2 separate regions of the Homo sapiens genome follow, and region 2 is linked to region 1. Evidence: chromatin loops called from intact Hi-C (ENCODE). Cell type or tissue: ovary. All regions are shown on one strand. Links, peaks and the distances in the headings refer to the core of each region. The heading gives the core; the rest is flanking DNA.

What was found. Peaks named below come from ENCODE experiments on the same cell type or tissue, not always from the same donor. Only the 100,000 strongest peaks of a DNase experiment are listed, where the experiment ranks them.
Region 2: it touches region 1 in a loop (2.9-fold over the local background); 16 of 110 quality-filtered maps call a loop at or near these places.

The regions. Positions count from the first base shown.
Region 1 is chr18:36,302,312-36,319,149 of GRCh38, reverse strand. All of the region lies in intron 1 of FHOD3 (formin homology 2 domain containing 3), which reads right to left. Among named protein-coding and RNA genes, the nearest start is that of FHOD3, 13 kb to the right of the region's middle. In ovary, for the core only: no CTCF peak of the experiment used is centred there; a DNase peak (open chromatin) is centred at 9,538.
Region 2 is chr18:36,347,000-36,363,837 of GRCh38, reverse strand. It overlaps FHOD3 (formin homology 2 domain containing 3), which reads right to left. Exons shown (of 29, transcript NM_001281740.3): 2 at 8,193-8,299. Among named protein-coding and RNA genes, the nearest start is that of FHOD3, 58 kb to the right of the region's middle. In ovary, for the core only: no CTCF peak of the experiment used is centred there; no DNase peak of the experiment used is centred there.

The sequences.
Region 1 (16,838 bases), core at 5,357-13,356:
TGCAAAAATCCTCAATAAAATACTGGCAAACCGAATCCAGCAGCAAATCAAAAAGCTTATCTGCCATGATCAAGTCAGTTTCATCCCTGGAATGCAAGGCTGGTTCAACATACACAAATCAATAAATGTAATCCATCACATAAACAGAACCAACAACAAAAACCACAGGATTATCTCAATAGATACAGAAAAGGCCTTCGACAAAATTCAACAGCCCTTCCTGCTAAAAACTCCCAGTAAACTAGGTATTAATGGAATGTATCTCAAAATAACAAGGGATATTTATGACAAACCCACAGCCAATATCATCCTGAATGGGCAAAAACTAGAAGCATTCCCTTTGAAAACTGGCACAAGACAAGGATGCCCTCTCTCACCACTCCTATTCAACATAGTATTGGAAGTTCTGGCCAGGGCAATCAGGCAAGAGAAAGAAAGAAAGGAATTTCAATTAGGAAAAGAGGAAGTCAAACTGTCTCTGCAGATGACATGATTGTATATTTAGAAAATCCCATCATCTCAGCCCAAAATCTCCTTAAGCTGATAAACAACTTCAGCAAAGTCTCAGGATACAAAATCAATGTGCAAAATTCACAAGCATTCCTATACACCAACAATAGACAAACAGAGAGCCAAATCATGTGTGAACTCCCATTCACAATTACTACAAAGAGAATACAATACCTAGGAATCCAACTTACAAGGGATGTGAAGGACCTCTTCAAGGAGGAGTACAAACCACTGCTCAATGAAATAAAAGAGTACACAAACAAATGGAAGAACATTCCATGCTCATGTATAGGAAGAATCAATATCCTGAAAATGGTTGTACTGCCCAAAGTAATTTATAGATTCAGTGCCATCCCCATCAAGCTACCAAGGACTTTCTTCACAGAATTGGGAAAAAACTACTTTAAATTTCATATGGAACCAAAAAAAGAGCCTGCCTAGCCAAGACAATCCTAAGCAAAAAGAACAAAGCTGGAGGCATCACGCTACCTGACTTCAAACTATACTACAAGGCTATAGTAACCAAAACAGCATGGTACTGGTAACAAAACAGATACATAGACCAATGGAACAGAACAGAGGCCTCAGAAATAACACCACACATCTAGAATCTGATCTTTGACAAACCTGACAAAAACAAGAAATGGGGAAAGGATTCTCTATTTAATAAATGGTGCTGGGAAAACTGGCTAGCCATATGTAGAAAGCTGAAACTGGATCCCTTCCTTATACCTTATACAAAAATTAACTCAAGATGGATTAAAGACTTAAATGTGAGGCCTAAAACCATAAAAATCCTAGAAGAAAACCTAGGCAATACCATTCAGGATATAGGTATGGGCAAAGACTTCATGACTAAAACATCAAAAGCAATGGCAACAAAAGCCAAAATTCACAAATGGGATCTAATTAAACTAAAGAGCTTCTGCACAGCAAAAGAAACTATCAGCAAAGTGCACAGGCAACCTACAGAATGGGAGAAAATTTTTGCAATCTATCCATCTGACAAAGGGCTAATATCCAGAATCTACAAAGAACTTAAACAAAATTTACAAGAAAAAAACAAACAACCCCATCAAAAAGTGGGCAAAGGATATGAACAGATAATTCTCAGAAGAAGACATTTATGCAGCCAACAGACATATGAAAAAATGCTCATCATCACTGGTCATTAGAAAAATGCAAATCAAAACCACAATGCAAATCATAACTCATGCCGGTTAGAATGGCAATCATTAAAAAGTCAGGAAACAACAGATGCTAGAGAGGATGTGGAGAAATAGGAACACTTTTACTCTGTTGGTGGGAGTGTAAATTAGTTCAACCATTGTGGAAGACAGTGTGGCAATTCCTCAAGGATCTAGAACCAGAAATACCATTTGACCCAGTGATCCCATTACTGGGTATATACCCAAAGGATTATAAATCATGCTACTATAAAGACACATGCACATGTATGTTTATTGTGGCACTATTCACAATAGCAAAGACTTGGAACCAACCCAAATGTCCATCAATAATAGACTAGATAAAGAAAATGTGGCACATATACACAATGGAATACTATGCAGCCATAAAAAAGGATGAGTTCATGTCCTTTGCAGGGACATGGATGAAGCTGGAAACCATCATTCTCAGCAAACTATCACAAGGACAGAAAACCAAACACTGCATGTTCTCACTCATAAGTGGGAGCTGAACAATGAGTACACATGGACACAGGGAGGGGAACATCACACACTGGGGCCTGTCAGGGGGTGGGGGGGCTGTGGGAGGGATAGCATTAGGAGAAATACCTAATGTAAATGATGAGTTGATGGGTGCAGCAAACCAACATGGCACATGTATACCTATGTAACAAACCTGCACATTGTGCACATGTACCCCAGAACTTAAAGTATAATATAAAGAAAAAAAAAATGAAGCCCACCCCTAAAAGGAACAGAGCTGCAGAACAGCAGGCGCTGGGGTGGGCTCTTACAGTTTGCCTTATCGGGTCCATCCTCAAGTTACAGATTACTCTGAGCCCTAAATAAACTGATCGGAAACTACTAAAACATTAATAACACCAAAGGCCCTTCAATCAATAATGACCAATCAAAATGACCAAGATATATTTTGGAATATATATAGACAGCTCAAAAGGACAAGAGGTGACCTCGCTATCCATCTGAAGGATTTTAAACCCCAGTGACTCATGCAGTAGAATTTGGGCAATGCCCTTTTTGCTGGTGAACAAATGCTGGTGAAATGTGGTAGACCCTCTAGAGGAGCTCCAGTTTTCTCCCCTACACACCCCAGGAGGCAGAAGCAAAGTACCATCCTGGGCATGCATGGGGCTAAACTTCTCCTTGTCCCCTCACAGATTTCCCCTGCTTTGGCAACCTGACAAATACTGCCTAGAATAATGAAATTTAAACTGTTTAGACTTTGCAGAACTACATATGTTAATTTAATGGAGCTGGTACGTTCTGCTTTAGGGACCAGGTGGGTCAAGGAACTTTTTTTTTTTTTTAATGAGAGCAATGGCTCTCCGAGAAAGTGGGGGAAGAAAAGAGGCTTAAAGATACCAGAGACCTGAGACACAAAGAAATCTCAGGCCCGGGGCCACCCCTCCTTCTCCCCTCCCACTCCCCGAGGATTAGCTCTGCTCTTACTCATGGCTGTCTCAGCCACAGAACGGTGCGTGCAGTGGCAGCAGCGGGCAGAGAGCTGCCACTTCAGGGCCTAGCAAATCACAGCACTCATGAGGGCGCACCAAGCAGGAGTCACAGACACCAATCAGGTAACCAAAATTACATTTTCAAAAGTCGGGTCTGTGAGCAGACATAATGGGGTGTCTGCTTGAGTACTCGGCACTGCTGGGGTTCACTAGGACATCGCAGATCTGGGGTCCTCTCCCCCAGCCTGGTGCAAGGCAGGCTGCCAGAGGAATTCACATGGTGGGCATGTGAGCACACAGGTTCTGGGCTTTGATCTAAGTGCTCCCTCATTGCTGCTGTGAGGCCAGGCCTTTCACCAAAGCACTGTTCACAAACTCTAATGTTACAAGCAATATTCAAAATCTCAAGATGTTCCAGAGCCCCCCAGGACCCCTTAACCCCCACATGCCCTCTGCAGGAGCCCCCCAGTTTCATCCAAAAGGGAACCTGATAAAAACTTCTGTACACTGGGTGGAATAAGAGAATCAAGAGTCTCGGGGTGAGGGTGTCATATCAGAGGGGAAAGACTTTGGTCACAGGGAGCAAATCTGGGATCCAGAGCTCTTGGGTGGCCAAGGAGGCAGGCTGAGGCCAGGAAAGGCCTGGAAATGAAGAGAGACTGAGGTCAATGCCCTAAACATCTCCATGTAAACTAGTTTCTAATGAAACTCACTAAACATAAGCCAGTCACAATTTCCTGCAAAAGCACAGTCCCCACATTATGCACAGGTATCTTTCAAAAGTTCAATATGAATCGACTATGTGGAACTCTGAGTGCATTTTTCATAGAAATAAAGTGATGCCTATTAGGAGAGTAGGCTGAGACCAGGCCAGCCTGACACCATCATGGCCTATCAGTTCCTGGAGACGAGGCCCATGCTTTATTCTTTTCTGATTTCCAAGTGCTCTGCAGAGAACTTGACTTAGAATCAGAACTCACAGAGTTCTGCTCTGTGAGTCAGTGAAAGACTTCCTCGGACGTCAAGCATGATTGCACATTTAACTTCCTTGTGTGTTCCTCAGGAATGCAAGTGCTAACATCCTCGATTTTTAAAGGCACTTGGAGAACCACATAGATCTCCCCCACTTAGGCCTTGACCTAATGTACTCTAATATTCTAAGGAAAGTCAGGATCCCTAGACAAGGAGGCAGAATAGAAACAGAGCTGAAAGATAGACTCTGGTTTTTCATTTGAGGCAGGTCCCCAGGCTGCACGCATTGAAAGTATAAGATGCCCTGATGAGGGGGCTCCTTGGAGGGCCATCTGGAGGCCTTGGCAACTTTAGGACCCTTACTTGCCCTCAGCAAAGAGAAGATAAAACTCATTCAAAAACCAAACATCTAATACTCTAGCCCCTGAACTTCTTAAATATCTGTTCCCCTCCCATTGTTCCTACCACCTCCTCCTCTAAAGCTCTATTCTCTGATGTGACAGAGAAAGCCACATGTACTCGGCTGCATTCCTCCATTACTGCTCACATCACCTCTGTGTGCAATGATCAAAGTGCACCTTTCACACTCTAATTTCTCTAGTGCCACTTGCTGCTTTGCTTGTTTACACCATTTTGCTAATTGATAAAATGGCTGGTGATTTGTATCCCATGGGGATTGAGAAGTGATTCTCACACAGCTCTGTCATAGGCGTTGTCCCTGTGTAAAGTTGTGAAATGAGGGTTTTGAGCCAGGGTGACGTCAGAGCCCAGGATGATGAGGCCATGAGGCAGGGGACGCCAGTACTTTGCCTCACAATTCATCCATAACAGGGCTTTGGGAGGCATAAGAATTAAGAACAAACAAGATATCTAAATGAATGATCTTTTTTGTGGGCAGTGTTTTAAAAAGTGCTTACATTCTGAAGTTCAGAAACTCGAATGACAAATTCTTCTGACAGGCCAGGTGCAGTGGCTCATGCCTGTAGCCCCAGCTACTCAGGAGACTGAGGCTGGAGGATCACTTGAGCCTAGGAGGTCGAGGCTGCAGTGACCATGATCATGCCACCGCACTCCAGCCTGGGCAACAGAGTGCAACTCTGTCTCAAAAAAAAAAAAAAGACAAATTATTCGGACAAAGGATAACTTGCCAAATAAGAAACCTCCTGACTGCCCTGCTAAGGAGAGAGCCAGGTAATTATCTGCTGAATAAAGAATCTAGGTATTTATCACAGAAAAATGAAAACTTAGGTTCACACAAAATCTCTATGCAAATGTTTAGAGCAGCTTTATTCATAATCACCAAAAACCAGAAACAACCCAGGTGTCTTTCAGTGAGTGAATGGATGAACAAACTGTGGGATATCCATACCAGGGGAAACTGCTCTGCAATCAAAAGGCAGGAACTCCTGAAGCACCCAACAACTTGGATCTGAAGGGCACTGTGCAGAGTGAAGAAGCCAGTCTCAAAAGGCTACACACGAAATGATTCTATTCATATAGCATTCCGGAAAAAGCAAAACTACAGGGAAAGAAAACAGATCAGTGGCCTCTGAGAATGCACAACTACAAAAGGGTGGCCCGAGATAATTCTTTAGGTTCCTGGAATTGTTCTGTGTCCTGTTAGTGGTGGCAGTCACAAAAACTTATGCATATATGAAAACTCATAGGACTGTGCACCAAAAATAAAAGTGAATTTTACCAAATATGAAGGTTTTTTTTAAGTTCACAAATTCTTTGGCAATTCTTCCATAAAACAATGATATCTAATTCCCCCTTGCCCTTGAATGAGGGCCAGCCCTGGTGATTCACTTCTAACAAGTAGAGTACAGCCAGAGCATGTGGCTAGATAGGGAGAGCAGCACCCACCTGGACCTCTCACTTTGGAGCCTGGAGCTGCCACATAAGAAGTCCACCTACCCTGAGGACACCATACTAGAGAGACCCTGGGGAGAGACCATTGACATATGAAGAGAGACACCCAAGGAGCTCCCAGCTATTGGCACTTCCCAGCCCAGGCACTGGCCATATGACTGAAGAAATCTGAGATGATACCAGGGCCGGCCATGATCCAGCTGCACCCTCATGACAGACCCTGAGCCAGAACCACCCAAGGAACTGCCTTCAAATTCATGGCCCAAGGAAACTGTGAGAGATAATAAATATGATTGTTTGAAGCCACTACGTTTGGGGTGATTTATTCATAGCCATAGATAACTAATATAGGCACCCACATTTTCTGAGCAATCCCCATGTGACTGACACTTTCTCAAACATTAACTTATTTTCCATTCATTCAATAAATATTTATTGAGCACTTTCCATATGCCATGGATGACACATGGACCAGAGGGAGAAGCAGGTAGACTCCAAGAGGCAGGATAATCAACAGAACGTGATTCTGACAGAGCAGGGATTGCTGCTAGGGAGAGGTTCTCAGTTGGTTTGGGCAACTGGCTGGCAATGCTCCTCGCTGAGGCAGTATGGGTCTGTGGGAAGATGACAAGATCTGATCTAGATGCGGGGCAGGTTCAATGCCTGTTGGGACGTCCAGGACGAGCTGTTCAAAGGGCAGCTGGGTATTTGGCCTCAGAGCCCAGAGAGAGCTGAGCCAGGGGTCAGCTCTAGGGGGTCGTCAGAAAGCCCTCAAAGCCATCCAGGACAAAGAGGGTGACTGTGAGGAGGAGGTGTGGTCTTTGGACAGAAACCTGAGAAAGGCCAACATTCAAACAGCCAGAGGGAGCAGAAGGATTGAGAAGGACTAGAGAGGGCAGGTGAATACCGCACCATCAAACAGAACGGCAAGCATTCCTCAAAGGGGACCATCAGAAACAGCAATTGCTGCTGTGAGATTCTATAAGTCAAGAATGGAAAAGTGTCTACTAGATTTAAAGACAAGTACCTTAGCAAGAGTAGTTTTATTGCAGTAGTGACAGGAACTGGGAGGGTACAGGGCAGGGGGAAGGTAAGACAGTGGGGCTTAGACAGGTCTGGGAGGCTTGAGGGTTGAAGGGTGGAAGAAGGACAGCTGGGCCCAGGGCCAGGGAAGAGGGACTTTCTGGACAAAAGAGGCTTTAGCCCACCTAAATGCTAATGGGAGGATCTCAGAGGGAAGGAGAGGGTGAAGACACAGTGGAAAAGGGCTGGCATTGCCAGAAGAAGGGGCGCACCTGTCCCCCCTCCCCCCATCAGCAAAGAGGGCACAGCAGGGCACGTGGGTGCAGGTGGAGGTTGAGGCAGGCAGGGGCCAGGGCTGCATCTGAGTGGTCTGCTTTGTCTTTGCAGTCAAAGGTGAGGATCCACGTTGGGAGTGGGGACACTGTGGTGGGGGTGCAGGTGTGGGATGGTAAGAGGAGATCTCATAGCACAGCTGCAGGGAAGGGACTACAATGCTGGGAAAGGAACATGGCTCACCATTGCACATGGCACCTGGGGCTGGAGGCCACGCATGCTCCTGTGACATACAAAAAATATGAGGACCTTGTGTTTGTCCACAACAGCCCATGAGGGAGGTGCTACTGTCCGAAGATTTCATTAGAAACACGGAGCTCAGGTCTGTCTGACATGGAGCCCAGCACCATTTTGCCAGCCCTTGGTGTCATTTATTTGTGTTACTCTGTGGACCAGCAGAATCTGACATCAAGCAGACACCCAAGAACATCTGTGAAAGGGAGGAAGGAGAGAAAGCTCCCAGAAAGGGTCACATCGTAAGCCCTCACTGGCTAACACTTGATAATCAGCTCACCAGGAATTAGCAGTGGCTGGGACTATGAACAGCAGGGGTCCCCGCCCTCCCTGCCCAGACACATCCTGAGGCTTGTCCCTGTCTCCCTTCCTCCTCCCATGCTATCTACACAGGTGGCCTTTCAGTGACTCCCCATCCATCCATCTCCTTTCTTCTTTGCCCCAATTCTCTTTCTGTCATCTTTTCTGTAATTATTTTCTTCCTGTCTGTCTTTCCTCTTCCTTTCCTTTTCTGTCATGTTTCTATTACATGAAATGAAAATAATTTTTTATTCAGTTTGTGGTCATTGACAACAGCCTCTGCTCCCCAGTCAACCCCATATATTAGCTTAGCCCCGGGCCCACTGCTGCAGGCCACATCCCTCCAGGGGGCTATCTTCACCCACCCAGAGCCTTGGAGCCTGATCCTGACTCCCATATCCTACCTGTGTCTCACCTGTACCAGGTGCCCTTTACCTCCCTTTCACCAACTGAAACCCCACCCTCCTTCTCCACGAGGCTTTCCAGGCCATGCAGTCCACGTGGATTTTTCCCAAGTTGACATTTCTTTTTTTTTTCTTTTCTTTTTTTTTTTTTTGAGATGGAGTCTCACTCCTGTTGCTCAGGCTGGAGTGCAGTGGCACGATCTCGGTTCACTGCAACCTCCACCTCCCAGGTTCAAGCAATTCTCCTGCCTCAGCCTCCTGAGTAATTGGAATTACGGGCACCCACCACCATGCCTGGCTAATTTTTGTACTTTTTAGTAGAGATGGGGTTTCGCCATGTTGGCCAGGCTGGTCCCAAACTCCTGACCTCAGGTGATCCACCCACCTCAACCTCCTGAAGTGGTGGGATTACAGGTATAAGCCACTGCACCCGGCCCCAAGTTGATATTTCTATAGCCCCACAGGCCTATGTCACACTTTGACATGAGTCATATGCTGCCTTCAGTTGTTACTTCACTTTGCATTATGTTTATGCCTTACTTCCCCAGCCCATCATCATAATAAAGGATATCATTTTCACATTCCTGGGATCAGTAGCATTGATAGAAATAAAGCTTACCACATAGCCAAGCTCTACTCCCCAGCCTGTGTAAAACTAAGCACCAACTTGTTCCATTTAATGTCATGTCAACTCAGCTTACATTTTTCTCTGACTGTGTTCACTCTGCACACTTCTTTGGGTGTCAACACACATCCTTCAGGTTTATCTCTGACAGATGGAGACAGGGAGCCAGGCGGAACAACAGAAGCCATGTGCTGAGTTCATTTTTTCACCCTGTGAGGGGTGATTACAGTGCATTGGTCATGAACCAACTGATTTTCATTTTCTCACCTTTGAGACGGAGGCCCAAATGCCCCACTTGCCCTCTTTCAGGGTCATGAGAGGATCAGCCAGGCTAACCTATGTCCCAGTGCCTAGTAAACTGCACAGACATGCTGTGGTTCTAGTACTGGCGTATTCTGTAATGAATCACTGTCCACAAAAATGCACTCAGTTCTGGGAACAAAAAACCACTCGTATCCTTGACTATTGTTCTGGACAGGACTGCCCAACAGCTCTCCTTTCCCTGCTCCCAGGCACATGGTGCTGCTGAGGTTGGATGGAGGAGCAGCAGGAAGACTGGATAACCTCTCTCACTTCCGGGCACTGGCAGCTCAGACACTAGCCGCTCCCGGACTGCCGGTGTCTGGTGATTCACAGAAGCTGCGGTCAGGAGCCTGCCTGAGTCCTCCTGCAGCCTGAAGCTATGATCTGATATGGGAATGAGTAACAGATCCCTCCAAGGTGAGCACCATCACCTGAAATAAAATCTCCTACGCAGAGCCTCCACGGTTGGCAAAAGGCAGAATCTCCGTGTTTGGCAAGAAGGGCAGTTGGACTCTGCAGCCACCACTCCTTTCTCCCCAGGTCTACCTTCCTCTTGGAATTTCCCATTAATCAGAGCTGCTGCAGCCACTGTGGCCACACTTGCCTCAGGGACCCTCCCCCTCACACAAGCTCACAACGCTCTTCCCCTCGGCTCAGCATGGGCAGGAACGGAAAACAAGGCTTAGGAACAGTACAAGTGAGAGCACCTGGCTCACAAGCTGGTACTTCCCCATCGTGAACTGCAGGCCTTAAGTCTGGCCTGGTCTCCCTCCATAAGAGAAGACCCCAATACCCACCCCACCCACGAGAGCCCCCAGGCATGCCCACACCATCCAGGACAGCATGCCTTCTCTTGCCAACATGGGGCTTCCTTGCAAGCTGTACTTTCCTGCTGGAGGATCTAGCAGGGACTCAGTAGGGAGGCCAGAAACAAGTTTTTGATACATTGAAGAGTTGGTTCTACCACACTCACCTACAGTGTGGGGGAGGAGTTATAACATCCACAAATCATGGCGACAGTTTAGGGATCTGAAGGCTAAGGCTCCACCCTACAGACACTTTCCTATTGCTGCAATCATCATGTATATTAACATATGTTGCACTTTTTCCATTTAACATTCTTGCAAATATTCAAAAAAATATTTGTTGGGGCTTACTATGTAACAGACCCTGTCCTAGGAACTCTGAAATGAAAGGTAAGTTAATGTGCTTCCTGCTACTGGGGCTTTACATCTGGTGGAGGGACGCAGCCACAGGATGAAGTGAGACCCACAGTGTCCTGGGTCCGAAGGTGCTCAGTGCACAGCCCGGGTGTGTCTGAGGGATGGCCAGGAAAGCCTAGAATGAGTTTTGTTCTTCAAAATGGGTAGAGACAATGGGATACATACATGTAATTTATTCACGGTTTTAACAATCATCTCTGAATCCCACCTGGTGGTATTCTGAGTTCAAGTGTCAGTCTTGGAGGTGATACCAGCTGCACAAAGAAAGGAAGAAGTCAGGTTGGAGCTGGGCTTCATAACTTGGCCTGGCTCTTCACCTGCCCCAGATGGATTTAGAGACCATCTTTCCAGCTACCTCCAATGCTTAAAATGAGGGTAACTGCTCCTATCCAAGATGAAATCTTTATCCTTCAACTCAGCAACTAAACATTGAGAATTCGTCTTAAGGAAGTAATCAAATATGAGAAAAAATATTTATTTTTCTGCAGGTATGTATTATAGCACTATCTGTATTTTCCTTATTGGCAACTACCTAAACCTCCAATAGTTCAATCATTCATGCATTCATTTTACAAATATGTATTAAGTACCAAGCATGGACAAATTTAACATTCAAGAAGAAAGAGCACTTTCCCTCATGGAACCTGGGAACAATGGTTACATGGATCATGGTACATACATAGACTGGATTACCTAACTGTCATTAAAGATGATGTGCTCCAAGAATATTTAATGACTTGGGAAAGTATTCAGATATTATTATGAATAGATGTTAAAATTCTGGCAAGACACAAAAGTGTTAAGAGTGGTTCCCTTTGGGTGATGAGAAAAGTGATTTGTATTTCTTCAAAGTGCTTTTCTGTAGTCTCCAAATGTATCCATGTGTTCATTCTGTGACAGGAACAGATGCTTTGTTGTATAAGGGAGAAATCCTTGTTTGTTAGTCTTTCCTTCCCTGAGTCTAGCTTTGTCAGTAGTAACCTCTCTCCAGCAAAGTCATCCTGTGTCCACCCACACACACAGTTTAAGTGGACAGCTGCATGGAACTACAGTGTGAAGATACTTTAGAGTACAAGACACATGCACATCAATAAACACATACTGATCTGAGTAATAAAAACAGTCCACATTACACAGCTTTCTCATGGGCATAAAACAGCTCTTTACTTCTGCCACCACAGGGGAAGGTAACAGGTGTGGCACTTCCAGCAGCCCCCGTAGACACTATCTGCAGGTTGTAGGTCACAGATCACTCCATGACCAAACCCTGGGGTCATGGTTCTTGTGGCTTATCCACCCTATTTCCATCCTCTTGGGCACAACCAATTAATTTTCAAGGGCCATGTCCATCCCCATCTGTGGAGATATGAGGACCATCGCTCCAAATACAAATTAGGGAAAAATGGACTTCTAAAAAATAAAGCTCAGGCCAGGCGCAGTGGCTCATGCCTGTAATCCCAGCACTTTGGGAGGCTGACGCGGGCAGATTACGAGGTCAGGAATTCGAGACCACCCTGGCCAACATGGTGAAACCCCATCTCTACTAAAAATACAAAAATTAGCCAGGCATGGTGGCGCATGCCTGTAATCCCAGCTACTTGGGAGGCTGAGGCAGGGGAATTGCTTGAACCTGGAAAGTGGAGGTTGCAGTGAACCGAGACTGTGCCACTGCATGCCAGCCTGGGCGACAGAGCAAGACTCCGTCTCAGAAAAATAAAAAATAAAGCTCAAAAATAGGAAAGGCTATACTCCAAGGCCGGAGGGCAACTGGTCACTATGATACATGAAGAAGTCAGGAGGTGCTCCTAGCAGAGGCTTTACACAAGGGACTTCTGCAAGGAAATGGCTGGGATGAGCAGACTATTCTTCCTCCCTTCTAACTCTAAATCACGGTTATCCTCTCACTCAGTAAATATTTACTGTACACTCACTATGTGCCAGACGCTGTTCTAGGCTCTTGGGCTGCACCAGTAAACAAAACAGATTTAAAAAAAACAAAAACAAAACAAAAAACTCTGCCTTCATGGAGAAGTGGACCAACTACTCGAGGACTTTGGAGTTTGCCCTGAATGGCAAGAGGGCTAAGGGAGGTTTGGAGCAGAGGAGTGATATGACCTGACTCTTATTTTTTAAATGTCTCTTTCCTCTTTGGCTGGTCACACAAGTTGGTTGCCTAGCCTGTTTCTCTATGTTAAGATCACTGAATGGAACATATCTGGTTCTAACTTTTCCTCTCTTTCCATTAATGGCTATGTTCTAAGGCAAGCAGGAAGCCTCCACCCCACCAGACATCATCAAGACCTACTGTAAACTACAGTGAGTAAGACAGTGCAATGTCAGCACACAAACCCTTAGACAGACAATGGAGCCCAGAGCCCAGAAACACACTCGAGGCTGTGGGAGTGAGGCACCTCAGAGGGGCCACTGTAGACTGTGCTCCGAGCCCTCCACACTCTCCACCACTTGGACACTGCAAATGTCCTCTCTGTTGGCTGCTCTCCCAGGGGCTCCAGCGCCCATGCCCTTCCAGCTGCAAGCACATATGTCATGAAATCAGAGGACCACAGCCACTAAGACTCCCAGAAATAAGTTTCCTCCTTATTGTTCAGAAGGGTTAAAAGCTAGGTTTCTAGGGTGTAGCACCCTTAACAATATTTCATTTTGCTTTCATTTAATCACACTACAGACAGAGGAGGGGGACAGTATTCTATCAACGACTTGTCTCAACCCCAATGTCACCACATGCTCATTTTCATTGACTCTGGGAGGGTTGAAGAAGGTGACCTCAAATCATAAATAAAACCAAACAATTGTTAAAGTGATATAAAATGCAATTGGTATAAACTTCTTTAGTCAAAATTGTGGTCAGTGATTGGCTGCAGGCTGTGTGTGGCTCTGGTTTAGCCAGAGGGACCCTCCTCCTCGTTTTCTCCCCCAAGGACCACCCCACTACTCAGAGTCTCCAGCCTGTCAGTGTCCAGCCATGCAAGCTGGTAGTGTTTGCCCATCAATTCATTTGCTATACACCCCAAGCCACTCTTTGGCTCTGATCAAGCAGTCAGAAGATGCCTTGGTTATCTTCTATTCTGAGAACTTAAAAAAATCTTGGGCTTGTCCCACACACTCTGGTTACAGCTCTGGCATTTCATTCTCTGCTATAAAAATCAGTGCATGATGAGGCACCTCAGCACCACAGGAGTTTCCTTCTTGGTTTTCTCTTCTTCAAGAACGTTAAAGATATTCAAAGAGAAACTAATTTGTTTCATTTTTGCCAAGTCTAGGAATACCTTTCTATATTGAACTGCAAGTTGTTTAACATTTTCCCTTTTTTCAAGTTGATCAAAAATTTTAAGATTTTCTTTTCTAACATTAAACTCTAAACATTTTTCCTTGGAGTCTAACATTTTAACATCTAGATTACAAAACTAACTGGTGAAGAGGAGTTGGATGTTTCCAGTTTGTAAATAGATACAATGTAGATTCCATTTGTTACTATGTGTCTCTAAAAACAGAGAAACTTCTGGGTATATATTTTGCAGATTGGTGATAATTTTTTTTCAAAAAATAATTGATCTTCCTCCCTCTTTAACAGTTAATTCATAAATAAGTTTATCTGCCCATAGAAAATCAATGTTGACTGTAATTATAAGGGTGCCAAGGTATACAACTTACATTTTCATGTACATTAAAGCATCACTGCCATTCACTGTAAACTGAGAACCTCTTCTGAGGCATACTGAAGGCGGACGCAGAGCTGGCTCACTGGGAACTGGACAACACCCCAGTGTGGCTATGCAGGCATGTCATGGGCATCAACAGCCTTAGGAAACTGAGTGCCTTTATATATTGTTATCACTTATTATAGCCTTAGCAACTTCACAGTTTAGTAATAAAAATTTAGGAGCATATACTGAAACCACAGGTATAATATCTCTACCTTAGCATTTCGCTTACTAAGCTAATAGTTTATGTAACTGACAATTGTTTACTTCATCATGGGAATTGATTGAGCCTAGAAAGACACCCTGAACATAAAAAGACAGATGCCCTACACTTGTTTTTCTAAGATTCTAAGGAGAACACAACAATCAGGGTGGGAAGAAAAGTATCATTGGAGGTATGAAAAAAAAAATCCACTGATGGTTAGCTATCTCAGCCATAGAAAACACACTCAGATCATACAGTAACACTTAATGAAAGAGCTCTGATCCCAAGGGGACTATTGGAATTGTAACCTAATTTTTTTAGCTCTTTTATTAAAATATTTCAGTATATGCACAAGTATAGAAAGTAGTATCATGAGCCCTCCCCACATACCTATAATCCAACTTTAACTCACAGTCTATCCTGTTCCATCCATATATTGACTCACCTACTTGTCTCTTATCTGGAATTATTCTGAAGCAAATTCTAGACATCATATAATTTCAGTATGTATCTCTGAAAGCCATAAACTGTTACTTAAACCTAACCACAATACTATTATCACACTTTAAAGTTAATAATTTTAATATTAAACATCACTGCTCACATGTTCAAGTGATCTCAAATATTTATTTTATAATGTATTTGAATCAGCATTCAATCACAGCCACATATTACCTTTGGTTGATGTATCTCTTTAATCTCTTTTCATCTAAGGTTTCCTTCCACCTTTTTCTTTCTTTTGCAATTTATTTGTTGGAGAAACTGTAATTTCTCACAATCTGGATTGCGCTGATTGGCAAAGCTTAACATTCACTGTAACTTAATTTTCCCCATTCTTTCTAACTTAGTTCAGAACAAAGCTCAGAAACAGTCCCCCAGCTCCCCCTTCACCCCCAAAAATCTTCTGATTGTCTCTCTAATGGAGCAGATGCTGACAAACCCAAGACTCTGAAAATGGCCAGCAGAGGAGGACCCAGCTATGCCTCTAAGCCAGCCACAGGCAACAGCAGTGTTATTGAGAGATGAGGTGTGGAGGTTGCCTGGAGCAGGTGATTGCTGTCCTCTGAAGACAGAAAAGTTCCCAAGTGTTCAAAAGTATCATCGTCAGAGAGAGATAAAATATGGAGAGAAAAGGAGGGTGGGGGAGGGCTGTTCCTGAGTTGGCCTCAGCATGTTAATCTGTTTTAAAGTCGACACTATTAAGAACTAACATTTCAGAGTCCAGAGTGGGAGGGCAATGGCAGTCCTGTTGTTTTCCAGAGGGACTCAGGTTGGAGTCCGAGGACAAAACGCATAGACACAGAGCATCAACCCTGGGAGGACTTGCCAGAGCACAACCACTTAAATCACAGCACTGTGACAGGCAGCCGCATGCAAAGGCAATGCAGTCAACCCTACCCCACCCCCATCTGCACAGAGAGCATGGGCTTTGCTGATTTTCTAATAATGGGACAGAGTTAACAATAGGATTTGGAGGAAAAAAAAAGATGACCTTAAATCTTAGCTCCTTCACTTAAACGCAGTATAGCCCTAGGCAACCTGCTTAACCTCCTGTGCCTCAGTTTCCCCATCTGTTAATTGGGGATTCCTCATCTGCCTGCCTGCTAGAGTTGTTGTGAGGATAAATAAAGCTATACATGGAGACCTACAGTGCAGCCTCCAGCATAAGTTCATGACATAGCAGCCCCTTCCTTCCCAAAGATTGATGCCAGTCTATTCCAACCCAGATCGTTGCAAGAGGCCATGACAGCACCTGCTGGATGTCTGGCTAGGTTACCGATATGGTCTGTGGCCATGCATGAAACAAAGCCAACTGACCCATGAAGGGTTCAATCCCATGATCCTGATCTCAATAGCAAGGCTCCAACCAACTGAGCTAATTACAGTGGAGTCAGATTTGATTCTGCTTACATGGAGACACTCTTAGCTGTTCATACAACATTCTTAAAACAGTGTTGTCCTAAGATACTATGACACAACACACTTGCCAAGTTTACTAATGATCTCATCTTTTAAAAATCTTAATGTAATGTAGCAAACAGATGTGTCCCTTAAGAGGATTAAGGTGGAAATTCATTAGTGCAATAATACCAGTGGATTTGTGTTCTAAAACTAACACCAATCAATCAACTTAGTGCACATTCTATCTTAGCACTACTTAGCTTCGAGGGAAACACCAGAGAACTGAACAGCCAGGTCTTCTCCCTCAGGGAAGTTATCTGAGAACAGGGGAGACAGTGAGAACCCCCATGTACTGAGAGCCTGACCTAAATCACCTGTAATCCATGCTGTTCAGACTGCAGTGTGCACAAAAATCACCAGGCCATCTTGGTGAAGCATGTGTTCTGATTCAGCAGGTCGGGGGGGAGGGGCGGTGGCAGCACCTGAGTGTGCATTTCTAATACAGCCCAGGTGATACACAGCTCACACTTGGAGTAGCTAGATTCTAT
Region 2 (16,838 bases), core at 5,103-13,102, 45 kb before region 1:
ACAACAGATTAACTGATATTGACACATTATTAACAAGTCCATAGTTTTACTTTATAATTCACTGTGTTGAACAGTTCTATGAGTTCTCACAAATACATAACGTTCTGGATCCAACATTACAATAAAATACAGAGCAGTGACACTGCCCTAAAGATCCCCTGTGCTCCACCTGTTCATCCCTCCCTACCCATCTCCCAATCTCAACTCCCACTCCGGCAACAGATCTTTTCACTGTCTCCATAGCTTTTTGCCTTTCTCGGAATGTCATAATTTGGACTCACAGTATGTAGCTTTTTCAGACTGGTTTAACTTCACAATGTGCATTTAAGGTTCCCCCATGTCTTTTCTAGCTTGATCACTCATTTCTTTTTATTGCTAAATAAAAAATATTTCATGGTATGGACAAATACTATGGTTTGTTTACCCATTCAACTACAGAAGGACATCTTGTTTCCAAATTTTGGCAATTATGAAAAAAGCTGCTGTGAAAATACGTGCAGGCTTTTCCATGGACATAAGTTTTCAACTCATTTGGGTAAATACCCAGAAGCACGATTGCCAAATTGTATGGTAAGCCTACATTTAGCTTTGTAAGAAACTACCAGACTGTCTTCCAAAGTGGCCGTGTCATTTTGCATTCCCACCAGCAATGAATGAGTGTTCCTGTTGCTCCACATCTTTGCCAGCATTTGATGATATCCGTGTTTTTTTATTTTAGCCATTCTAAGGGGTGTGTAGTGGTATCTCATTTTTTTAAATGTACATTTTACATTATATTGACATGTAATGTTGGATATCTTTCTATATGCTTATTTACCATCTGAATGTCTTCTTTAGTGACATATCTGTTCAGATCTTTTGCCCATTTTTTAATCAGGTTGTTTTCTTATTAAATTTTAAGAGTGCTTTGTATATTTTGGATACTTGTACTCCATCAGATACGTTTTGCAAATATTTTCTCCCAGTCTGTGGCTTGTCTTTTCATTGTCTTAATATCCACTTTTTTTCCATGATAAAAATATAGTCAAAAATTTTAAGCCACTGTTATCTGGGTTCTTTGCCACATGCAGCTAAACCTGAGTCTCTTACTGATGGACAACACCTGGGTTATGGTTTCAATGGATCATCTGGGTGCTGCCACCTGGGTGACTGCTAACTTTCATTTTCCCTACAGCCAGGGACTGGTCCTCTCCTCACCTGCATCCTATGGCTGGCCCTCCAGGACACGACCTCCAGACTCTGTAGCTCCCTCCAAGGAATCACCCCTAGCCTCTCCAGTATTCCAGCCTTCTCACCTGGGTCCCCAGCCAACATTTCTCACTAGCCACCCCACACCTTGTGTGTGGCTTGCCATAACCTCAGACTAACAGGTATAAACCCCTCCTCCCCTTTTCAAAATTGCCTCCACTGTATCACCTCACTATTTCCCTAACTAGTCCACCATTCTGTGCACTATTCCCCTAATGCCACATGTCCATTCCATTCTCTTGTGTCCCTCTACACGAGCTGGCACCATGGCTCCAGATTCCCAGCCCCCTCCCTCCCCAACCCTGGGTGAGGCCCCAATCCACTCACCTTCCTCGGCTACCAGGTTTAGGTTCATTAGGCCACTCCCTGCTTGTCCCCCCAGGGGGTTACATCTGATCAAGGCCTCCCACTCCAAGTTCTTCCCACTCACCCCCACATAGCCCCCTCATCACTTAAGGAGTTCTGTGGGGGCTCTCTTTGCAGGTCATTTTTCTTCTGTCTGACTCCAACCCACATACCTACCTGATGTCATCTTTACCCTCATACATCCTTGCATTTAAAGGCATTTAGAACCTTTGATTCCAGTGTCCATTCAGCATGGGAGTTACTTCATTCTTGCCTGACTTACTGCAGCCTTTTCAGGAATGCCGTCTTTCTCACGCAGTGGTTCTCAACTTTGACTGCACACTGAAATCACCTGGAAGCTTTGAAAATCACCTCTGCCTGGGCCCACCCCTGAGTTCTGATTTCATGAGCCTGAGGCTGGGCGTGGCAGGGAAGGTTCTAAAGTTCTTCAGGGGGTGGCAATATTCTCCAAGACTGAGAGCCTACGCTGCAGGTTCCCAAACAAACATCTAACCACCTGGACAGCATTTTTCTTTTTTTTTCTTTTTTTTTTTTTTTTGAGACGGAGTCTTGCTGTGTCAGCCAGGCTGGAGTACAGTTGCGTGATCTAGGCTCACTGCAACCTCTACCTCCTGGGTTCAAGCAATTCTCCTGCCTCAGCCTCCCGAGTAGCTGGGACTACAAGCACGTGCCACCACGCCCAGCTAATTTTTTGTATTTTTAGTAGAGACAGCGTTTCCCATGTTGGCCAGGCTGGTAGCGAACTCCTAACCTCAAGTAATCCACCCACCTTGGCCTCCCAAAGTGCTGGGATTACAAGCGTGAGCCACCATGCCCAGCCTGGACAGCTTTTTTTAAAAAAGCAAGATTCTGAACCTCACTCCAAACCTTCTGAAGCCAGAACCTAGAGATCAGCAGTTCTGGCACCTGGAACTGGTGTGCAGGGCCTCTGGGCTACCCACTCAACCCAGCTGAACTCACCCCTAATGGCTCCTTTGGTTTTAAAGGGCCAGTTTTCTCCCCCACTGAGAGCAGGGGCAGAACTTGATGGCCTCCACTTTGAGCCTTGCATAGCACTATGAAGACAGGAGCTTGAACCTGTCACTGATTAGCCACAAGGCTTCAGCCAACACACCTGCACCCTCCACTCAGGATAACTACCTTAAGAGGAAAAAAAAAATCAGGGAACGTCTACCTTTCTTCCCTTCTGCACCCTCATCAGAATCTCTCTCTTAACATGGGGGTTTCGTTGGTTTCTTGTTTCGGTTTGGTTTTTTAGGTTCAGTAGATTTTTAGACTTATGTTCAAAATCTATTCTGTGATTTCCCATTCCACCAGTCTAAAATGCAGAGGAAACCTGGACAAATGTGTGAATGGGTGAGGTTAATTTTTGTATTATATCATAAGAAGAAGAAATTGCTTTCATTCCTTCAAACCTGATATTTTGAGAGGCAAAGACCTCTTTGAGAATCCAATGAAGGCTTTGAAATACCTCCCCACCAAAATCCCACAAACCCACAAACTGTACAGAAACCTCAGAGGTTCATGGGCCTCAGGGCCCATGATCTGCAGGCTGAGAAGTGAGGTGTCCAAGAATAACAGCAGAGCCAGTCCCAAATCCCCAGGTTCCCCTAAACAGGTCCAGCACAAAGCTGGCAGGACCCATGTACCCCTGCAGATGGGACTCTGCATGGCCCTTCTTAACCTTTCCCAGATGCACATCCAGCCATGATTTCTAAGCCACCAGCCTCACATAGACACATGGGCCCAGGGTTGGAGGACTACCAGCCCCCTTGGCAAATGAGAGAAAGTGAACAGCATGACACAGCCAGTAAGCAGCAGCTATCTTCACAGCCAACCCTGTGGCACAGGCCTGAAGGGAGTCATGCCAAGGAAAAGGTGAACGCCCCAAGTTACCTGAAGTTAGGAGCACCTGTGAATGTGTATGCCATGTCCAGCCACCACACTGGTCCTCATGATGTCCCTGAAACATCATGGTTCTCAGGTCCACTCTTGGCTCAAGCCACACTCCCACCTGGCTGCACCTTCCAAATACCCAAAGCCACCATATCCTCCAGGGCTTGCCTAAAAGCCCACCTTCTCCATGACAGTGCCCTGTGGACCCAGGCTGGCATTGGTTTCCTTTCAGAGACACTGAGGGTAGCAACAGGCAAAAGAGTGGAGGTTCTGGCCCAGCTCAGCCCTGTGGGCAAACCTCCATCGAGGTCTCTTAACTAAAAGTTGAGATCTCAGGGCACCTGACCTGCATAGAATCCTCTGGGTCTAAATTCCAGTGGTTCCCATTTCAATGTATCATCTTTCCAGAATTGGACTGTAATTATAACAGAGGCTAACAGTTTTGAGTGTGTATTATGTATCAGGAACTAGTTAACGTTTTAGATACATTATCATATTTTACTTCGAAACAACCCAAAGAGGCAGTATTATGATAATATTGCCCCCAATTATAAGGAAACTGAGGTTCAGAGAGGTGAAGTTACATCCCCAGGGTCAAACAGCCATGAGACTAATGGTAAAGCCTGTGTCCCTAACCATTATGCTACACTGCTCTCCTCAGGTGCCAGAGACCCCATCAGGACCCCTCTTCATACAGGAAGATAAATGGGATTGGGCCATATTTTCCTTATTCTGTAAATAAATGTTACAAGTGTCCTCATTTTATGAACTCCTATCAGAGGTAAAGTGGCTTGCCCAAGGCCACACAATGACAACGTCAGGAAAAATAACCTGTAGGCTGCAGGCTTCTCTGTCTGCTGCACCAGGTCATGCTTGCTAATTTCCCTGGCCTCAGAAGGTGATGAACAGACCTGGCTCTATTTTCTTAGCATAATAATTGCTTTGTCCTTCTACTTTTGAAGGTCTTTCTCCTCTTCTCTGACTAGCTAGAGCCTGAGTGATAATTCTAAACAAGAAGTTAATTTTTAGTCTTGGCATAAAAGTGCAGGGTAATGGACAAGAACAAAGAAGCAAAATCCTCCAGCAAGGAAACTCAGAACACATGGTATGAAAAACATCACAATTTTCACACAGACTCATACATCTTCATTAGATGGCCACAATATTAGCAGACATTTTGCTATAACTGACACAAAGAAATCAAGAGAAAAAAATGGTATTTGCCATTTTCATACCTCCAAAGGGCAAATCTTAACTGGGAAGCAATTATATTTTAACTCCCACTCATGGGAGACACACAGACTTTGTCAAATGCCACACATCTAGGAGAGAACCTAAAAAGTCTATTTCAAAGATACAAACCCTCACTCTAGGGTGATTTGGGGGCACACTTGTCAAATGTGTAGCTATGCATGCCTATAATTCCAACACTTTGAGAGGCTAAGACAGGAGGATTGTTTTGAGTCCAGGAGTTCCAGACCAGCCTGGGCAACATAAGGAGACCCCGTCTCTACAAAAAAATACAAAAATTAGCCAGAGCAGGAGAATCATTTGAGCCTGAGAGATGGAGGCTATAGTGAGCTGTGATTGCACCACTGCACTCCAGCCTGGGTGACAAAGAAAGACCCTATCAAAAATAATTAAAAATTTAAATTTTTCTAAAAAAAATTTTAAATGTGTAGCTATTCAATATCTTTTGGGCTACCTTCCTCTGTAGTTTCCCAAGTCTTGAGTCCCACCTTCTCATCTTGCCATAATTCATTTTCCCAGCAACCCTAGCTACTAGAGTATAGAAATGGGATTCAACCTCTACCTATTGGATGGACTCATGGCCAAGTGATGATTCAGAAGGGAACAAAGTGAGAATACAAGAACCAGGATCTACTCTGGGGAGTTTATAGCAGGATGCCCTGGCTCTTTGGGAACAGCTGTGGAGGAAGTGCCAGCATCTGGAGACAGGTGTCGCCCAGGTGAACTGTAGTGTCAGTGATGGATGATGGCAGCAAAGCTGTTTCAACTGGAGACAGTGTTTTAGACCAGGACCAATTGTCCTTGCAGGAACCAACCTCATGCCACCAAAGGTGCCAATGTACATGCTGCATAGAACCTAAAGTACCTTTGCCCAGAAGCCCCTGGGATGGCAGAAGAGCACAGTCTTGGGAATTGGTCACATCTGTGTTCAAACTTGGCTTTGCCACCCCAGACATGTAATTTAACTTCTGACCCTTGGTTGTCTCAGATGAAAAATTGAGACAATAAAATCCAATTACATGACTAGTATGATAATTAATTATTAAAGATCTTGTGAATAGGGAGCCTAATATAGTACCTGGCACAGTAGCTGATCCAAAAATATTATTCTTCTCCCACACCCTTTATTCTTATTGCTTTTATCAATATATTAGCACTTTTTTTCTGAGCTGTCATCTCCAAATCATTCAAGTTTTGATAAGAAAGAAGAAAACAAAAACGAGGACAAGGTCCTCAAGCACAACACCACTAGAGACATTTTTCAAGCTGACAATGATCTACTCATAACATTCCCGGGGTCTGTTTGATCAATGAGCCATGAAGTCATCCAATTAGACTATCATCTAGCCTGCATTCTGACAACTTATATGAAAGGATGTCACTGTCAAATACTTGATAAAAACTATTGCAATGGAACATCCCCAAGTCTATCAGCCTAATAGTGTTAATTTTAAAAATAGCAATAAGTAGAATCTGGTGTGACTTAAGATACCACTCCCATATGCACAGCCTAGAGTGGTTTCCAGGATCCTTTCTCACATACTATTGGTGTGCCCTTACTACCACTCTGGAGACAAGAAGGGTATCCTCAGAGCATCTTGCTGAATCTTAACAAGGACCTTGGTCTTCTTGGTGCGCATGGCCATGCTATTCAGGAATCCATTCTGGCAATGCGCCATTCACCTGGACACTAGTATTCGCTAAGTGCCTGAAACATGCTGAGAAAATGCCAAATCCTGGACATTCAGACAGGCATGGTTCTGACCTAGTAAAGTGTTAGCCGCAGAGAAGAGGTGCAACTAGCAGCACAATCAATGATCATAAATTGTGAAGGGTGTTAAAACAGGGGAAACCCAGGAAGCCATCAGTACATACTGAAGTCAAATAGCTATATGAAACTAAGAAGGTTCCAATTTTTCTCCATTAATTGAGCTATTCATGAAAAATGAGAATTCCCAGATAGTATTCAGTGGACCATATTTTTAACTCGGGCAAAGTGGTTTCAAACAACTTTTGGGGGCTCCTGGACAACAGATTAAGATAGCTGAGCATTATTTGGAAAGTATCAGGGAAACTCTTAAGTTTCCTGAAGAGGAGGGTGATGAAATCAGAGATATACTTAGTTCGAGATGGATAAGAAGTAGGCTGGGTATGGTGACTCACGCCTGTAATCCCAGCACTTAGGGAGGCTGAGGGTGAATTGCTTGAGTTCAGCAGTTCAAGACCAGCCTGGGCAACATGACAAAACCCCATCTCTACTAAAAAATACAAAAATTAGCAGGGCGTGGTGGCACACGCCTGTAGTCCCAGCTACTCGGGAGTCTGAGGCAGGAGAATTGCTGGAACCTGGGAGACAGAGGTTGCAGTGAGCCGAGATCACACCACTACACTCCAGCCTGGGTGACAGAGCGAGATTCCGTCTCAAAAATAACATATATATATATATAAAATTAGCTGGGCACAGTGGCACATGTCTGTAGTCCCAGCTACTCGAGAGGCTGCAGTGAGCCGAGATCACGCCACTGCACTCCAGCCTGGGCAACTGGAGTGAGACTCTGTCTCAAAAAATAAATAAATAAATAAAAATCAGAAGGAAAAAGGTGGGGCCCCATCAGGGGCTATTTCAGTAATCTAATAAATATAAGAATGGCTGCTGATATGGGTATATTCCTAGAGAGGTTTCACTTTCTGTGCACATCTCTGATTTTTTATGTGCATATTACTTTATTCAGACTCACAGTATTTCTTTATTCAGCAAAAGTATTAAGCAATTCTAGGTATAGGCAAAAAGTAAGTTGACATTAACATAATTAATAATTATTTTTTCCACAGTAATGAGTTTAAAAGATGATACCGTATAAAACTATCTACTATAGCATCTGCTAAGAAACTATCCAGTAAATTATCATTGAATACAATATCTAAAATAGTTGCAAATCCACTAAAATCTGGAAAATATCCATTTATTTATTCACTTTTAGAGACAAGGTCTTGCCCTTTTATCCAAGCTGGAGTGCAGTGGCACAATCATGACTTACTGCAGCCTCGGCCTCCCAGACTCAAGCGATCCTCCCACCTCAGCCTCCCGAGTAGCTGGGACTACAGGTGTGAGCCACCACAGCTGGCTGGAAAATATCGATTTAATTGTGACATATGATTTTAAAATAACTTAGCATATAAATACCATGTGCTTGATTACCACAAATGTTCCTAGGAAAGGCTACTCCCGAGCACCCATCAAGAAAAGTTACTCAAAATGGAAACGGGTCTGCAGTCACCACTGATGAGTCACTTGCATCTCCCTCGTGTGTGATTGAGAATTAAGAGAAGGTCAAAGCCATGGTAGTTCCTCCTAAATACTTTAAGGCCTCAATGTACCCCCATTTCCTGGTAGGTGGGGACCAGTCAGCAGGGTGAACAGTTGCTCTTACCCGGCGTCATCCTGGAAGCCTTCCAACTCATCCCGCTGCTCTGCCAGGGTGGCCTCCAAATCCAGGTAGGCGCCATTGTGAGAGAGCTGCAGAGTACAGTCATCCAGCTGCAAGAGAAAGAGCCTGTTATACCCAACCTGCTCCTCAGATGGAGACTACATATGGAGAAATCACATCATGTTGCCCTCCTGTGTTTTGTAAAATCAAGCAATGTTCTGAAATGTGGATCATAACTTGAAGAGCTAGTATGTTAGTGCAAATAGATCGGGAACAATCTGTGTACCAAGTGGATGGATGAGGCATCTCTTAACAGAGTGACATCGACAGCATCCTCTGGGCCCTAAGCCACTGAAGGAGCCCTTTGGGCACTGGGCCAGCGCTTTTTTCCACTCTCAGGGGCACAGATGAGACCTGGCATTTCAAGAGTGGAAATCGAGATCACGATGCTGCTGTGACCATGGATTGAGTCACAGGGCTTAAAAGGCAAATTTGGTGGGGAAAATATGCTGTTTCCTTTGATTCAGTGAGGAGCCTACTGATTCAGATTCTATGGTCATACTCTGCACATTACAAATAATGTTGCTCAATAAAGTATTTTTACAATTGAACTGAAACATCCTCCAACTGAATGGCAATATACCCAAATTACAACATAGCACACAGGAAATTAAGTCTCTCTTGCTCTGTCACCCAGGCTGGAGTGCAGTTGCTCGATCTCAGCTCACTGCAACCTCCACCTCCCGGGTTCAAGTGATTCTCCTGCCCCAGCCTCCCGAGTAGCTGGGATTATAGGCATGCACACTGATCTCATTTTTAAAAATTTTTATTTTTTTTTTTTTGGCGACAGAGTCTCGCTCTGTCACCCAGGCTAGAGTGCAGTGGCATGATCTCGGCTCACTGCAACCTCTGCCTCCCGGGTTCAAGCAATTCTTCTGCCTCAGCTTCCCAAGTAGCTGGGATTACAGGCACCCACCACCATGCCTAGCCAATTTTGTTTTGTATTTTTAGTAGAGATGGGGTTTTGCCATTTTGGCCAGCCTGGTCTCGAACTCCTGACCTCAGGTGATCCACCCGCCTCGGCCTCCCAAAGTGCTGGAATTACAGGCGTGAGCCACCACACCCAGCCAAAAATTTTGTTTAACAAACATTTATATGTTGTTCATTATATTCTGGGCACTGTTCTAAACATTTGTACATGGGAAGTCAGTTGATTCTCTCACAAACTCTGTAAAATGAGTCCTCTGTAAAATGAGGACTCTGTAAAATGAGTCCTCCTCATTTTACAGATGAGGACTGTGAGGCACAAAGAGAGGCTATGTTACTTGCCCAATTCACCGTCTAGTAAATGGTGGAGCTGGAATTTGGATACCAGCAGTTTGATTTGAGGACATGGTCTCAACCACTACACTCTGCATCCTCTCTACAGCCCAAGACACACACAGAACTTGAAAATTTTGTCACGGTGCAAAATGCAGCTTGTATCAACTGAGTGTTCTGGTGTGACTGAGCAAATGTGTTTGCCAACACCATTCCCTTTTCTCCCCAGGCACACAGTCTTGCCTTAGAGTTGGGCTCTGGCTGCATAACTGAGTATTGATCAGCAGAATGTGGGTGAAAGTGAAGAAGGCCCCCAACAGGCTTGGCCATAACACCTCTGCACAACTGTCCACTTTTCTTTTCTTGCCTATGGCCAGATGCAGAGGAGCCAGAGGAGACCTTGAAACCTAGAAAAAAGCAGAGCCCCAAATGCAAGGAGCTTGGGTTCCTGAGTCACTGCATGGAAGAGAGCACTTTGCTGCCCAGATCCACTGACCCATCCTGGACTGTGACAGCATCAAGAAACGAGCCTTTGCTGTGCTAACTCATTAAGGTTTTGTGGTTGCTACAGGTAGCAGTTAGCATTATATTACATATAGAATGATTACTCTTAAAATAGAGAAAAATAATTTTACCAAAGAAGATTGAGATTAATATTATGAGGAAATCTAAACTTATACCCTCATGCTTGATTTCTTGAGCTGTAAGAGTGACTCAATTCATCTTCTTGCTGAGTTAGGCTATTATTCCAAAATGAAAGCTAGGGGAAAAGTGGAGACAAATATGTGGTTACTTTAAAACATCTAGATGAATGCTTGATAATCTGCTATAAGTGAGATTTCAAATAAGGGATTAGTTTTTGTTTTGATAGGAAAGTTTTGCTATTATCCTCAACAAGAGAAATGCAAACTGTCATCTTGTTTAGAAGCAGCATCTATAACAGGCTGTTAATTCTTGTTAGAAACCCCACAGTTCCTTGTTTCTGGTTATCCACAACAGAATGAAAGGAATTTCTTCTTTATTACTTGTGAGAAATACCTAGTTAAGTCATTTGAAGGGGTTAATCCTATTTGATTCACTTGTTTTATTTCTCTAATAGCAGACCATACCTCATAATTACTAAAGGCTTGATGGTGAATTTCAGCATTCTTGAGCAGCATCCTATAGATGGATCATCTGATTTGAGAAAGCATTTACTACAAACTGGCCAACCTGTCTGTACTGTAGTGTCAAAGGTGTGCCCAGGGTTTTGGGGAAACACACAGGAGCTGCCTCCCCTACTCTATGGAAGCAGCAGGCAGGAAGAGTTCCTGCAGAAGGTGTCTCCTGAGCCAACCATCACCAGTGGACTGAAATCAGACTTTATCTTTCCAGGTGGAAAATTCCAATGGAAATTGGACCTGTTGACACGTACAGTGGACCATGTGTCTGGTTGTAATCATTGGCAGCTCATTCTTGCTTTAATTTCTACTGCTGTTATTAACTAAGAAAGCTGATTTAGTGTGTTCAGCTGATAGTATCAACACTTTGCCTATTTTTAATCCCACATATAATCAACAGACTGAAAGATGGAATGACAAAACCTCTTTAAGCCATCACAATGTCCTTTTCCTCAACCCCTGGAAACACATGAGCCTAAAGAGAGAAGCACTGGGATAAGGAGTTTCTACTTCTCCTCAAGGAGGTCTGAGTCATTCAGAGCCTGTGATCCACACTCAGCCAGAGGGAGAGAACGAAGAGCAAGTAGCGCTGTCTGGAGAGAAGCCAAGCATACACATGAATGTGGCATAAATACTCCCACCAGAGCCTGTTTCAAGCCACCAATGCACAGTCGCTGAGCATGGGGTTAGAAAGAGGTGTGCAGCAGCTCACCAGTATACAGCATTTCTACCACACAGATCTGTAAGACCTAAATAACCTGGAGAGCAGAGGTAGCAGAATGGAGTAAAATAATTAGGAAGTGACACACTGTGAATGTCTATAACCTTTGTTTTTAATATAATCTGCTCAATTGTGAGTTTCTATAATTCTTATTTATTTTAAATTTCTTTTATTTTTATTTACTATTATTACTATTTTTTTGTAGCAGGGGGGTCTCACTGTTGCGCAGGCTGGTCTTGAACTCCTGGCATCAAGCAATCCTCCCACCCCGGCCTCCCAAAATGTGAAGATTACAGATGTGAACCATTGTGCCTAGCCAATTTAATTTTTAGTAATAGCTACATTTGAAAAGTGGCTCACGAAATTCCTGAGAATTTGACAATCAGTCTTGCAGGTCACCCAGGCCAGCACTAGCACATACTGCTCTTGGCCATTCAGTTGAGGTACCTAAAGCAGGGATAACAGAGATGAAAAGACTGACAGACCCTTACCCAGGCTTATCAGTCTCCACCAGCCCTGCCTAAGCCCTGTGCTCTTCTTAGACTGGAAGGAGGTGGGAATGTACTAGTGGCCAGCAGATGTAGCCCCATCTGGGCTATTTTGCATATCATTTCCATCTCGCATCTTCAGATTTTATTCCCAGTAGCCCAAGACAAATATCTCACTTTTCTGGACACTCACCCTGGCCTGCCAGGTATCTGCCTCAAGGCGCTTTGTGCCAGCCCCAAACTGTAACAGGAAGCCCCATAATCTCCCTAGCCTCTGACAGCAGAATCCCCAAACCTTAGCACAATGGCCTGTTCTCACCATTCCTCTTCTCACATTCTGGACAGCATAACTACTACCATTTCCACAGTTCAATTTTAACAAAATTATATGTCAGGCACAGGCAGGGCACCAAGGAACACATAATCACTTCCTTCCCTCAAAGAGATCGTTTAAGTATAACACACAAATCAAACACAGAAAAGAATAAAACACCATCTAAATCAACTGTCAAAATGGGTGGACGTTCATCCTCAGTTATATCCCTTCTGCTATCGTTAGCAGAGACCTAAGCATCCTCCATGGAACTGCCCGAGTCCCCCCTCCAGGATAGAGGCTGCCATTACCTCCTACGCCAGATGTCACAACCCGGATCCCTAATAAATGGGTGGGCAGGCCCATCCCATTTGTGCTAGTGAGTCCCTCAACTGAAAAAGAAAATAATTTGCATCTCTTTATCTCTCAGGAACTTCATGTGGAGTCCTCACAGCGGGGCTATAGGAAGAGGGGCTGCCCTTTGGGAGACAGGACATGTGTGTGCAAAGGGGATCCTAACAACACAGGGGCTGTGAAGACAGCAAACGAGTCAACACACACCACCCGAGCCATCCACCACACAAACCCCAGCCCATCATTACACCCGAGACACAGGAGATTAATATTTAAACCATCACATGAGCCAAGGAGGAAGAACACAGTGCTTCTTGGCTGGACCAATATGTTGAAAACAGCAAAAGTCCCTAAATATGTGGGGATGGGGTCATGTTTAGTTATTATTTTAATAAGCAAATTAATAGGTACACTAAATGAATTCCTCAATCTTGTCAGTGATAAAGAAGTAACAGTCATAAACTTTCCGAAGAACTAAAAACAATATGAATAGACAGTGAGTGGTGATTAATTCAAATCCAGTTATTACACAGATTTAGACAGATATATCAAAACTTTCCCTACAGAGCGAAAAACTCAGACACCTCCCTGCCAGACCAGTCCCCACCGGGGAATCTCAATTCTTACTTACACGGAGGCAACCTGATCCCATTCCTTGGCCTTTCCTGTCAAATGTCTTCCCAAGTGACTTAAGGGACCTGGAATTTCCTGACTCTGACAATTTTCATATCAACCCTGATCCCCTGGCAGCATGTCCCCTGCAGTCCTTTCTTGGCTCTAGGTTTGGTGGCCAGGACATTGCCAGGCACTTCAGGACATAAGACAAAGCCAGGAGCCATGGGGGAAGATAACATTACAGGGCTATTACAGAAGTACAGCGATTAAGGAAATTTAGGGGCAGTGACAGCGGTGCAACAGGAAGACTTCAGATTGGGTTGCAGGCTCACACAGATAGGGCTGTAAATCTGTGGCCAGGATTCTGGTGGGAGGCAGGGTGTTCAGCGGGCAGCCAGTCTCAGATCCACAGTAAGTGTCCTTCTAAATATCCAGGATTTTGTGCCACTCCGCCTGGGATAAAACACACCAATAAAGCAGGACCTCATTCTCTGGAGACATAGAAAGAGCCTTCCACTCCTTGTAGAGACACTATGCAAAGTCACTCTGGGGTTCTTTTGACTGTTCCAGCAAAGATAGTGCAGTCAAAAAGAAAGGGCAAGCCAGGCATGATGCCTCATGCCTGTGATCCCAGCACTTTGGGAGGTCAAGGCAGGCAGATCACTTGAGGTCAGGAGTTTGAGACCAGTCTGGCCAAAATGGTGAAACCCCATCTCCACCAAAAAACAAACAAACAAACAAAAATTAGCCGGGTGTGGTGGTGACACACCTGTAATCCCAGCTACTCAGGAGGCTCAGGCAGGAGAATTGTTTGAACCAGGGAGGCAGAGGTCACAGTGAGCCAAGATTGCGCCACTGCACTCCAACAGAGTGAGACTGTCATCTAAAGAAAAAAAAGAAAGGGCAGACTCACCATCCTGAAAAAACACCCAAACATCTCAAAGGAGGCTGATGTCACGTCTCGATTTATGTATTCTTTCTTTTTCTTAGTCCAGTGAACTAGCATGTTACTGGGGTAGCTTAATGATTATCTAGGTTTTGGCAGCAGGTCCACAGCGATCCATAGCCCAGGCAATAAAATTTCTGTGTAATCCTGAAATAGATTTGCACAGAACCGTTCTATAAATATATACTAGGGCTACTCTTTAAACTAATTTTGGTTATAGTTTAGAAGTGGGAAAACATTCTGATCTTAAAAAGAAAAAAGTAAACTTAATGGAAAGCGCAAGTGCTTATGGCACTTCATTGGTTCCCCCATCCCTGCATCCACATCCTCCCAATGTGATTTTGCAGCAAATTCCCTCTAGAGGTAGATTCTTCCTCTACTCCTGGAATCTGGGTGACCTGTGTCTTGCTTTGGCCAATGGACAGTGTCACGTGTGACCTGGCAGAGACTGGGGCTGCCCTCTCTTGCTGCTCTTGGAGCTCTGCCTCTATCTGAAGATGTTGGGGTTACCCACTGGAGGGTGAAAGACTCGGGCCTGGCTGCTCCTGCCACCCCCGCTCACAGCCTGCCAACTGCCACATGTCACGCGAGGCCAGCCTGGATGGCCAAGCCTCCAGATGACCCACATGATAGACACATGAGACAGCCCAGGAGAAACTGGCCAAACTGGGCCAAACCAGAACTTTCCAGTTGACTCACAGGCTCAGCAGCAACTTTAGGGTTCTGACTTTACGTCACCCTCCTCTTCTCATGAGCTTGCCACCTCAACCCACAGCCGACAGGGAAAACAACTTTCACACTCCACATGCTCTGCACCTGGATGGCAGGTGGGTGAGAGGTTTGCCCCCTTCGAGTTGCCCGCTGAATGCACCACGACACTGCAGGCTCAAGGCAGGGCTGGTCACTACCTGCCCAACCCTGACATGCCACAGAGCAAGAATATACCTGAGCCCAAAGTCCTGCTTCCCTGACCATCCCTGAGCCCAAAGTCCTGCTTGGGGCAGAAGACAGCAGCACTTGCTGGGTAAAAGCAAGGAAGGGGAGCCCAAACAGAGCCTGGAGCACCGGGGAGTGAGGGAGCAGTCAGCCAAGGACCCTCCCACACAGGAGAGGACACAGCAGGAGGCAAGAACACACGAAGTCCCAAACCCCCAGAGTGTGCTCCATGGATCCATGGAAATTCACTTTCAAAATGCAAATGGAAAGATAAAACTTGGAAGAATTTCAAGATAGCAACCTTAAGCACAGGACCCTTCTGACTCCATCAGTCACACGCCCACAAAGCTAGCCCCACTCTTGGCTCATAAATGAAGTGTTGCTGTGGACCCTACCTCTCTCCAGGGCCAGCTTGACTATGGGTCCCCTGAGTGCCCCACTTCAGGCACATACAGCTCTAAGAGAAGCCCAAAAGCAGTCAGCATGTTCCATTTGGTCAGTTGCAATACAGCTATGCCTGTTTCCCCCCTCAAATGGTACTTTTGTTGCTAGGCAGCCATGAAGCTTGTGGCTTCCTTGGATTTTGTGGTTCCTTTTAAATGGAGCAGAGACAAGGAACTGGACTTAAAGGACAAGCAAAAAATGTTAGGAAAGAGAGCTTTCCAACAAGCAGTGCCACATGTCCCTTTCACAAGTCTTAATAAAACCAACACAAAACTCGGTTCAATCATTCTAACTTTTATGGACTAATGATTCCCCCATAACCCATAACAACCATTGCAAAGGGACAAGATACAGGGCACGCACTCTGAGGTTGTCCTCTGCTATTTCCTAAGGTGATAGTGAGAATGTGGTATTCATTTCATTAACCTTCAAACTATACACACTTCTCACATGTATTCCTTTGTATGTATAATGCATTTCACATAAAAAATTGTAATTACATTTACATATTTTAAAAATACAAGTAACACTTGGTCAATTTTCTTAAGAGAAAGACTACATGAAATCAATTCACATGATATCAGAAGAAAGTAGTTCCTATTGGCTAACCCCAACAAATCATTTTTAAACTTTTAAGTTCTTAGTGGCCCATTTGGCCTTTTCTAAATGAGCACATCATAGTTACTTTAATAAATGTTTTAGGATGAAGTACAAAGATATCTTTGATGATCCAGCATATATGGGTTATGAAATAATATGAATGTATTTACTTTGAAAGCAGTTGGACTTTACTTTCTCAGAAATATTTAATAAGTTATGTTCTTTGTGGCCACCGAGCAAGAGAAGCAATGTCTTGAAATTGACTTAAGCAGTTTCCCAATAAGCCCAAGATTTCTATTTAAGTCAACAAAAGAGTCCAGCTCACCAACCAAAGGCAAGAGCCTCTATCAAATTCTGCAAGAAAGACAAAGGCCGGATGTCTCCCATTCAGAGCTTAAATTTAGAGGGAGTGATAGTCTGGTAAATAGGTAAACATTTGAATTATTTTAAAATATTTTGTTATCATTAAATAGCCAAAAATACATTAAACTTTCCCTTGAAAAAGCTGGAATATATTTTTTACTTATGTCTATAGGCACCTTTTGCCATTTTCCGTTTCACTTTATTCAAGTTGAAAATCGTATCAACACTATGTTTCAGGATTATTATTATCACTGGCTTGTTCACTCATTCAGATTGATAGTCCTTTCCTGTTCTTCTCCATGCCACACACTACACTGTGTCCTGGGGAGACACTGTGTCCATGCCACACACTACACTGTGTCCTGATCACCCAACAGCTGGTGGCAGTT